Regions from separate parts of the Homo sapiens genome. Here region 1 is linked to region 2. Evidence: read pairs that join two places in POLR2A ChIA-PET (ENCODE). Cell type or tissue: Panc1. All regions are shown on one strand.

Region 1 (4,000 bases), 300 kb after region 2:
CTGTACTCCAGCCTGGGCAACAAGAGCAAAACTCCGTCTCAAACAAACAAACAAAAAAAAAATAGAGAGAATTGGAGGCCAGTCACAGTGGCTCACACCTGTAATCCCGGCAATTTGGGAGGCCGAGGCAGGTGGATCACCTGAGTTCAGGAGTTCAATACCAGCCTGGCCAACATGGTGGAACCCCATCTCCTCAAAAATACAAAAATTAGCTGGGCATGATGACGGGTGCCTGTAATCTCAGCTACTCGGGAGTCTGAGGTGGGAGAATCGCTTGAACCTGGGAGGTGGAGGTTGCAGTGAGCTGACGTCGTACCATTGCACTCCAGCCTGGGTGACAGAGCAAGACTCCGTCTCAAAAAAAAGTAAATAAATAAAAATTAAAAGAGAATTGGAGAACAAAATGGTAAGAGGGTATATAGTCAGAAAGCACCACCGGGAACTTATGCCCATACTCCCCAACTAGGCTATACTGGGACCACTTAACCCTGAAGATTCAACCCCCACCTCAGACTCTGGGAACAATCCTGTCTCTATTCAGGAAAACGTAACAAACCGCAGGCCAGAGGGTCCATCCTGGGTGAGCAAGCCTGACCCCTGGAAATGTGGCCTCTCTTCCTGTTGGTCAGGCTCTACCCTCAAGGAGCTTATAGTCTGGCTTGGAGAAGCAAGACACATGGAACAGCAGTTCCAACAACGTAAAAAGGTATCATGAGGTTAAGTCCTAAATGAGTTTTACAGATGATACATAGTGTAAATAAAAAAAAAAAGGGAGAACAGTTGTGGCCGAGGGTCAGTTTTGTGAAACACAGAGTGTGGCCATCACTTTATAACAGCAGCAGGTCTTGAATAAGCATGGAAAAAAGAGAATGTGCATTAGTGGAAGGTGCAGAACTGAGGGAAGTCAAATGAGCAAAGGCCACATTCTTTTTTTTTTTTTTTTTGAGATGGAGCCTCGCACTGTCACCCAGGCTGGAGTGCAATGGCACGATCTCGGCTCACTGCAGCCTCCGCCTCCTGGTTCAACCAATTCTCTGCCTCAGCCTTCTGAGTAGCTGGGATTACAGGCGCTTGCCACCACGCCCGGCTAATTTTTGTATTTTGAGACCAGGTTTCACCATCTTGGCCAGGCTGGTCTTGAACTCCTAACCTCATGATCCACCTGCCTTGGCCTCCCAAAGTACTGAGATTACAGGCATGAGCCACCATGCCCAGCCGTTTTTGTTTGTTTGTTTGTTTGTTTTTGAAACAGGGTCTCACTCTGTTGCCTAGGCTGGAGTGCAATGGTGTGAACATGGCTCACTACAATCTCAACCTTCTGGACTTAAGCAATCCTCCCACCTTAGCATCCTGGGTAGCTAGGACTACAGGCACGTGCCACCCTACCCAGCTATTAATAATTTTTTAAATTTATTTTTTGTAGAGAAAGGATCTTCCTATATTGCCCCCGGCTTAAGAGATCCTCCTGCCTCAGCTTCCCAAATTGCCATCCTCTTGCCTTGGCCTCTCAAAGTGCTGGGATTACAGGCATGAGCCACCATGCCTGGCTGTTTGACCGTGTCTTGATTTAGTGCTTCAACTCTAACCAAGTGCCTTAGCTGACAGGTGCCTGGACTCTGCCTTCCTGTCTTTGCTTAGCACTCTGGTATTTCTGGGCCCTCAACTTCTGTAGTTTACCCACTTCTGACTCACTGCTGTTCAAGCACTGGGTTTCCGTGTACTCTGGCCTCAGTTCCCCGCCCAGCTCTTTTGACCAAAGGCTACCAATGTCTTGGCCTAATACAAGGAACGGTCACCAGCCACCCTTGGGCAAACAACCCAGACTTGTTCCTAAGAAGGGGAATGAGAGCGGCTATTTTATGTGGAGAAGGAACCAAATTCATAGGCTTGGGTGCTTTCAAGTAACCAAATCCAAGGGAAAAGTTTGTCTAAAATTTTCTCTTTTTCTCCCTGTACTTTGATAAATTCCTTTTTATTTATTCATTTTTTTCTTTTCTAAAAATTGTTACCAAACATAATAGAGATTCACTTAAATACATCATGAATGATAGACTGGAATATTTTTGAATCATATTCACCAAAACATTAGAAGTGAATCAGTAGTAGTGTGGTCTCTGAAGTCAACTTTAAAAGAATTGATCCATCAGCTCCGCCAAGAGTCAATAAATCTGCAGGAGTCATGATAAGACCCATGATCAAGATAAACCTGCCGTGTAATTCATGTAAACATTGGGGTCAAAATATTCATGGCGCCTAAAGTAAATCAGTATGTTCATTCCAAATGTGATTTTTAAAAACTACATATGATAGATATTTTTCTCTTTTTATTTTTTTATTTTTATTATTTTTTTTTTGAGACGGAGTCTCCCTCTGTCACCCAGGCTGGAGTGCAGTAGTGCAATCTCGGCTCACTGCAAGCTCCCCATCCCGGGTTCACACCATTCTCCTGCCTCAGCCTCCCGAGTAGCTGGGACTACAGGCGCCCGCCACCACGCCTGGCTAATTTTTTGTATTTTAGTAGAGACGGGGTTTCACTGTGGTCTTGATTTCCTGACCTCGTGATCTGCCCACCTCAGCCTCCCAAAGTGCTGGGATTACAGGCGTGAGCCACCGTGCCCAGCCTTTTTTTTTTTTTTTTTTTTTTTTGGAGACAGTCTTGCTCTGTTGCCCATACCGGAGTGCAGTGGTGAGATCTTGGTTGGCTCACTGCAACCTCCACCTCCCAGGTTCAAGCAATTCTCCTGCCTCAGCCTCCCAATTCTCCTGCCTCAGCCTCCCAAATAGCTGGGATTACAGGCACATGCCACCACACCCAGCTAATTTTTGTATTTTTAGTAGAGACGGGGTTTCACCATGTTGGCCAGGCTGGTCTTGAACTCCTGACCTCAAGTGATCTGCCCACCTTGGCCTCCCAAAGTGCTGGGATTATAGGTGTGAGCCACTGTGCCCGGCTATCATAGATCTTTTATACCTTAATTAAGTTATTGCAATTCACAGTCCAGTAATACACGAAAAATGTTTTTATTCTACAAATTAGAAACTGTATTTCCTAGGGCAATGCCAAAGTAGATACAAATCGGGATGATGATTGGCTACCTAATAAAAATGCATGAAGGCCAGGCGCGGTGGCTCATACCTATAACCCCAGCACTTTGGGAGGCCAAGGCAAGAGGATCACCTGAGGTAAGGAGTTCGAGACCAGCCTGACCAACATGGAGAAACGCCGTCTCTACTAAAAATACAAAATTAGCCAGGCACAATGGTACATGCCTGTGATCCCAGAGACTCAGAAGTCTGAGACAAAAGAATCGCTTGAACACAGGAGGTGAAGGTTGCAGAGAGCCGAGATTGTGCCATTGCAATCCAGCCTGGGCAACGAGAGTGAAACTCTGTCTCAATATAATAATAATAATAATAATTAAAATGCAGCCATGGTGCAGTGGCTCATGCCTGTAATCCCAGCACTTTGAGAGGCCGAGGCGGGTGGATCACGAGGTCAGGAGATCAAGACCATCCTGGCTAACATGGTGAAACCCCATCTCTACTAAAAATACAAAAAATTAACCAGGCGTGGTGGTGGGCGCCTGCAATCCCAGCTACTCGGGAGGCTGAGGCAGGAGAATGGCATGAACCCGGGAGGCGGAGCTTGCAGTGAGCCGAGATCGCGCCTCTGCACTCCAGCCTGGGTGACAGAGCGAGACTCCGTCTCAAAAAAAAAAAAAAGAAAATTAAAATGCATGAAAATACAGTGCAGGCAGAGGCAGGTGAGGTGAGGGCGAGTAGAATATGATGTTTGGATTCTTAGGTTTGTCCTTATCTGAAATCTTGTTGACACAGGCATGAATGTTTGAATTTCTGAAGGGTGTGTGTCTGTCTATCTGAGGCTTTTTATTGCTATGCCTGCTGGCACGCATTTCTCTTAATGAAGAGCTTTTGATAAGCTGTAAGAACCTCACAACATACAGACACTTCCTAACAACAGCGTGCTTTCCTCTGGAAA
Region 2 (4,000 bases):
GTAGTCCTTTGCCAATCAGAAACACAAAATAGATTTAGATGTAAAAATGGAGTTCTCCATCTTACAGGAATAGGTCCTTGTGACTTTTTCTTTCTAAGAAAAAAAATGAGCTCATTTCATTATTCTCACCCTCCTCTCCTGTTTAAAGAAATCTGATCTGGTAGGAAATAACAAGCAATGAGCCTTAAATTTTAGTATTATCTTTTTAAGAGTTTCTTAAAATTGCCTTTTGAAAGTAGTTCAGGCTTAGGCCCAAAAATAATTATACTTAGGTCATAAAAACAGAATTTCTAATATGCAAAATTCTTTTAGAAAATCTTTTAAAACATAATAACCATGTAAACCTTACTCTCCATTTCTTTATGAAGAATGGAAATTAAACATGATAAAATAATCTAATTTTGGCCAGGCACAATGGTGTTTGCCTGTAATCCCAGTGCTTTGGGAGGCTAATGTGGGAGGATCACTTGAGCCCAGGAGTTCAAGACAGCCTGGGCAACACAGCAAGACCCTGTCTCTACAAAATATTTAAAAATTAGCCTGGCATGCTGGTGCATGCCTGTAATCCCAGCTACTCAGGAGGCTGAGGCAGGAGGACTGCTTGAGCCTAGGAGTTCAAGGTTACAGTGAGCTATGATAGTGCCACTGCACTCATGCCTGGGCAACAGTATGGCCCTATCTCTTAAAAAAAAAAAATCGAATTTCTTCACAATCAACTTTTGAATGACTTCTTAAATGACAAAATAGGCTGGGTGCAACGGCTCATGCCTTAATCCCAACACTTTGGGAAGCTGAGGCAGGAGAATTGCTTGAGGATAGGAGTTTGAGAGCAGCCTGGGCAACAGAGGAAGACCCCATCTCTACAAAAAATACAGAAATTAGCCAGGTTTGGTGGTGCATGCCTGTAGTCCCAGCTACTTGGGAGGCTGAGGTGGGAGGATCACTTGAGCCCAGGAGGTCAAGGCTACAGTGAGTCATGATCTTGCACTCCAGCCTGGGTGACAGAACGAGACCTTGTATCAAAAAAAATTAAAATAAAATAAGTGACAAAATATATTTATCTTATAGCTTAATATATTTGTGTTTCCTAATGGAAAAGTTGTAAGATAAAGTCCCACAGGAATGAATTCTAGAACGGCTCTATAATTATAATTTATGTAAACTACACACTTGTATATTATAGCTTTACAAATCATGTTACACTCTAGTAAAACTAATCTAATAAAGTAATTTCCTCAGTGTGCCCCCAGACAAAGCTCAGAGAAACATGTGGCTTAGCCAAAGGTAGGTATGTGGTAGATCCCAGCCCAGAATGCAAGTGTCCTAATCCAGTGCTCTTTTTTGGCCATCATGATGTTCCTACTCTCTGCTAGATTAGCTCTTGCCATCTCACCATGTTCCTGAAGCCCTCCTCTAAGTGTTGAGCCTCTGGACCTCCCTAGTCTGGGTTCTCTGACATAACCCCTCACATCCCACCTGGCCTCCCTTAGCCCATCCTTCCTTGATCATTCTTCCTTGCCCTCTGCTAATAAGGCCACGCTAACATATATCTGACTTGTTTTCTCCATCAAAAATCTACATCCCCTTCCCTTAACCGTAGAACTAGATATTCTCTGCCTACCAAGGTTACAGTTATCTTGCCTAATAAATTCATCTGTCTATGCCACGCTTGTCCAACCCATGGCCAGTGAACCACATGAGGCCCAGGATGGCTTTGAATGTGGCCCAACACAAATTTGTGAACTTTCTCAACACACTAAGAGTTTTTTTGCAATTTTTTTTTTTTTTTTTTTTTTTTAGCTATCACTATCATTAGTGTATTTTATGTGTGGCCCAAGACAATTCTTCTTCTTCCCATGTGGACCAGGGAAGCCAAAAGATTAGACACCCCTGGTCCCCACACTAAGGAAAGAGGGCTAGAGAAGCTCTTTCCCCTCCTAGGTGACATATGCATGGCTTCTGGAGGAAGAAAAGATATTACAACAGTAGCGCTCTTCAGACCAGCATTGAAGTACCCCATGGAGGCCCTTTATCAGATTATTGATACATTGAAAACTACCAGATCTCTGTCTTCAGTCTTGATACCTTACTGAAGTTCCAGATCTCTATATCCAATTGCCTGTTGGAATTAGTGTGACGGTCAGTTTTAGTTACCTATGGTTAGTGGTCATACTGGCCCTGAGCATAGACTTAAAGGGCCTCCATGGGGTACAACTCAGATGTCTTTTTTCCAGGAATAATCACATCAATCTCAACAACCCACTGCCTACCCAGAATGACCTCTATCTTTGAGAATAAGTATTTTAGCACAAGAAGATTCTGGCCTTTGATTGGAACAAGATCAATGCAACAACAGGCTTAGCAGCTTACAAACAAAATGGGAAGTAATAATAACTTGTTTATAGAGAACACCTGCCACAGGCCAGACACTGGAGACACTATTTATTTTTATTTATTTATTTATTTTGAAACAGAGTCTCGCTCTGTCACCTAGGCTGGAGTGCAGTGGCACCATCTCCGCTCACTGCAACCTCTGCCTCCTCTGGGGTTCAAGTGATTCTCCTGCCTCAGCCTCCCAAGTAGCTGGGATTACAGGGGCACACCACCACACCTGGCTAATTTTTGTATTTTAGTAGAGACAGGGTTTCACCATGTTGGTCAGGCTGGTCTCAAACTCGTGACCTCAGGTGATCTGCTCACCTTGGCCTCCCAAAGTGCTAGGATTACAGGCGTGAGCTACCACAATATTATTAATTAATTTGTTAATTAATTTAACATATATTCAAGGGTAACCTACTACCTGCTAGGCACATTTTAAAGTCTAGAGATAAGAGAGAGTATGCTATTTGGGGGGAATTCTAACTTTATTATTCAATACAATCAGAACATAGAGTTCCAGAGAAGAGTGGAAAAAGATAAGGCTCAAGAGGTAAAGCCAAGAAGGCAAAAAATCAAGAAGACCTAGTGTCACACGAAGGATTTTTGACATTTATGTTTTATAAATAAAGAAAGGAAAGGAGAGAGGGAAGGAGAAAAATAAACTTTTTATCTGAGGAATGTGAACCCCCTCTAATTATCAGGCCTAGAGGCATTGAAATGTGGCAGCATGTGAAACAGTCACCCACTCCCCACTTGAGCTAAATAATTGCCTCTTAAAGCCCCTTGCTATGTGGGTTCTAGACACTGACACTAAGTCACCATAAAATGCCATACCTGGACACCATAACTCACACCCTATAGTTCAACAATGTATAGCCAATCACTAACCAATGTTATTTCTGTAAACCAATGAGAATTCCTGCCGAACAACTTTGTATCAGCCCACTCCTTGTCTCTTTTTGCCTAAAAAACCTGCTTGTAACAAAGACCAAGTGGAGCACTCCCCAAGGCAACTTGGAAGTGTGTCACAGGCAGCTGTCCTCAATCTTAGCCTCACAGGCAGCTGTCTTCAACCTTGGCCCAAACAAACTCTCTATATGAATTGTTCCTCAGTTTCTTTCTTTGCATTGATAGATGGAAAGAAGGAAGTCACTGAACAGTTTTAATTAGGAAAAAAATTTGCACTGTAGGAAAATTCCTCTAATAGCAGTGCAGAATTGCAGCAGTAATCTAGGAGAGAAAAAGGCCAGAACAAAGGTGGTGACAGTAGGAAAAGAGGGAATTAGAAATGTCCAAAAGACAGCAAAGGTAGAATCAATGGCTCTAGTAACTATCTGAAGAGACTGAGCTGAGAATGGGGAGGGAGAAGGTGAAAGTGACTGCCATGTTTTTGGTTTGGGCGGCCAGGTAAAGGAGGTGCCATTAACTGAGATAAGAAGGAGAAGGAGCATGTGTAAGGAAGAAGACAATGGTTTGATTTTTGTCCTTTGAATTTAAGATGCTGGTGAAATATCTTAACTATATTAGAGTTTTCCAGAGAAACAGAACCTATAGGATATATAGACATATATAAGAGGAGATTTATTTTGGGAATTGGTTCATGCAATTATGAAGGCTGAAA

What was found. Peaks named below come from ENCODE experiments on the same cell type or tissue, not always from the same donor. Only the 100,000 strongest peaks of a DNase experiment are listed, where the experiment ranks them.
Region 1: POLR2A ChIA-PET joins it to region 2 with 6 read pairs; 3 of 35 experiments call an interaction of 5 or more read pairs at or near these places.

The regions. Positions count from the first base shown.
Region 1 is chr18:23,098,131-23,102,130 of GRCh38, forward strand. No RefSeq gene overlaps it. Among named protein-coding and RNA genes, the nearest start is that of CABLES1, 35 kb to the right of the region's middle. RefSeq lists an enhancer at 1,535-1,829. In Panc1, no CTCF peak of the experiment used is centred here; a DNase peak (open chromatin) is centred at 1,711; H3K4me3 peaks cover 157 bases; H3K27ac peaks cover 3,135 bases.
Region 2 is chr18:22,801,255-22,805,254 of GRCh38, forward strand. The region is part of intron 2 of RBBP8-AS1 (RBBP8 antisense RNA 1); the gene reads right to left. All of the region lies in intron 1 of LOC124904263 (a long non-coding RNA gene), which reads left to right. Among named protein-coding and RNA genes, the nearest start is that of RBBP8, 130 kb to the right of the region's middle. In Panc1, no CTCF peak of the experiment used is centred here; no DNase peak of the experiment used is centred here.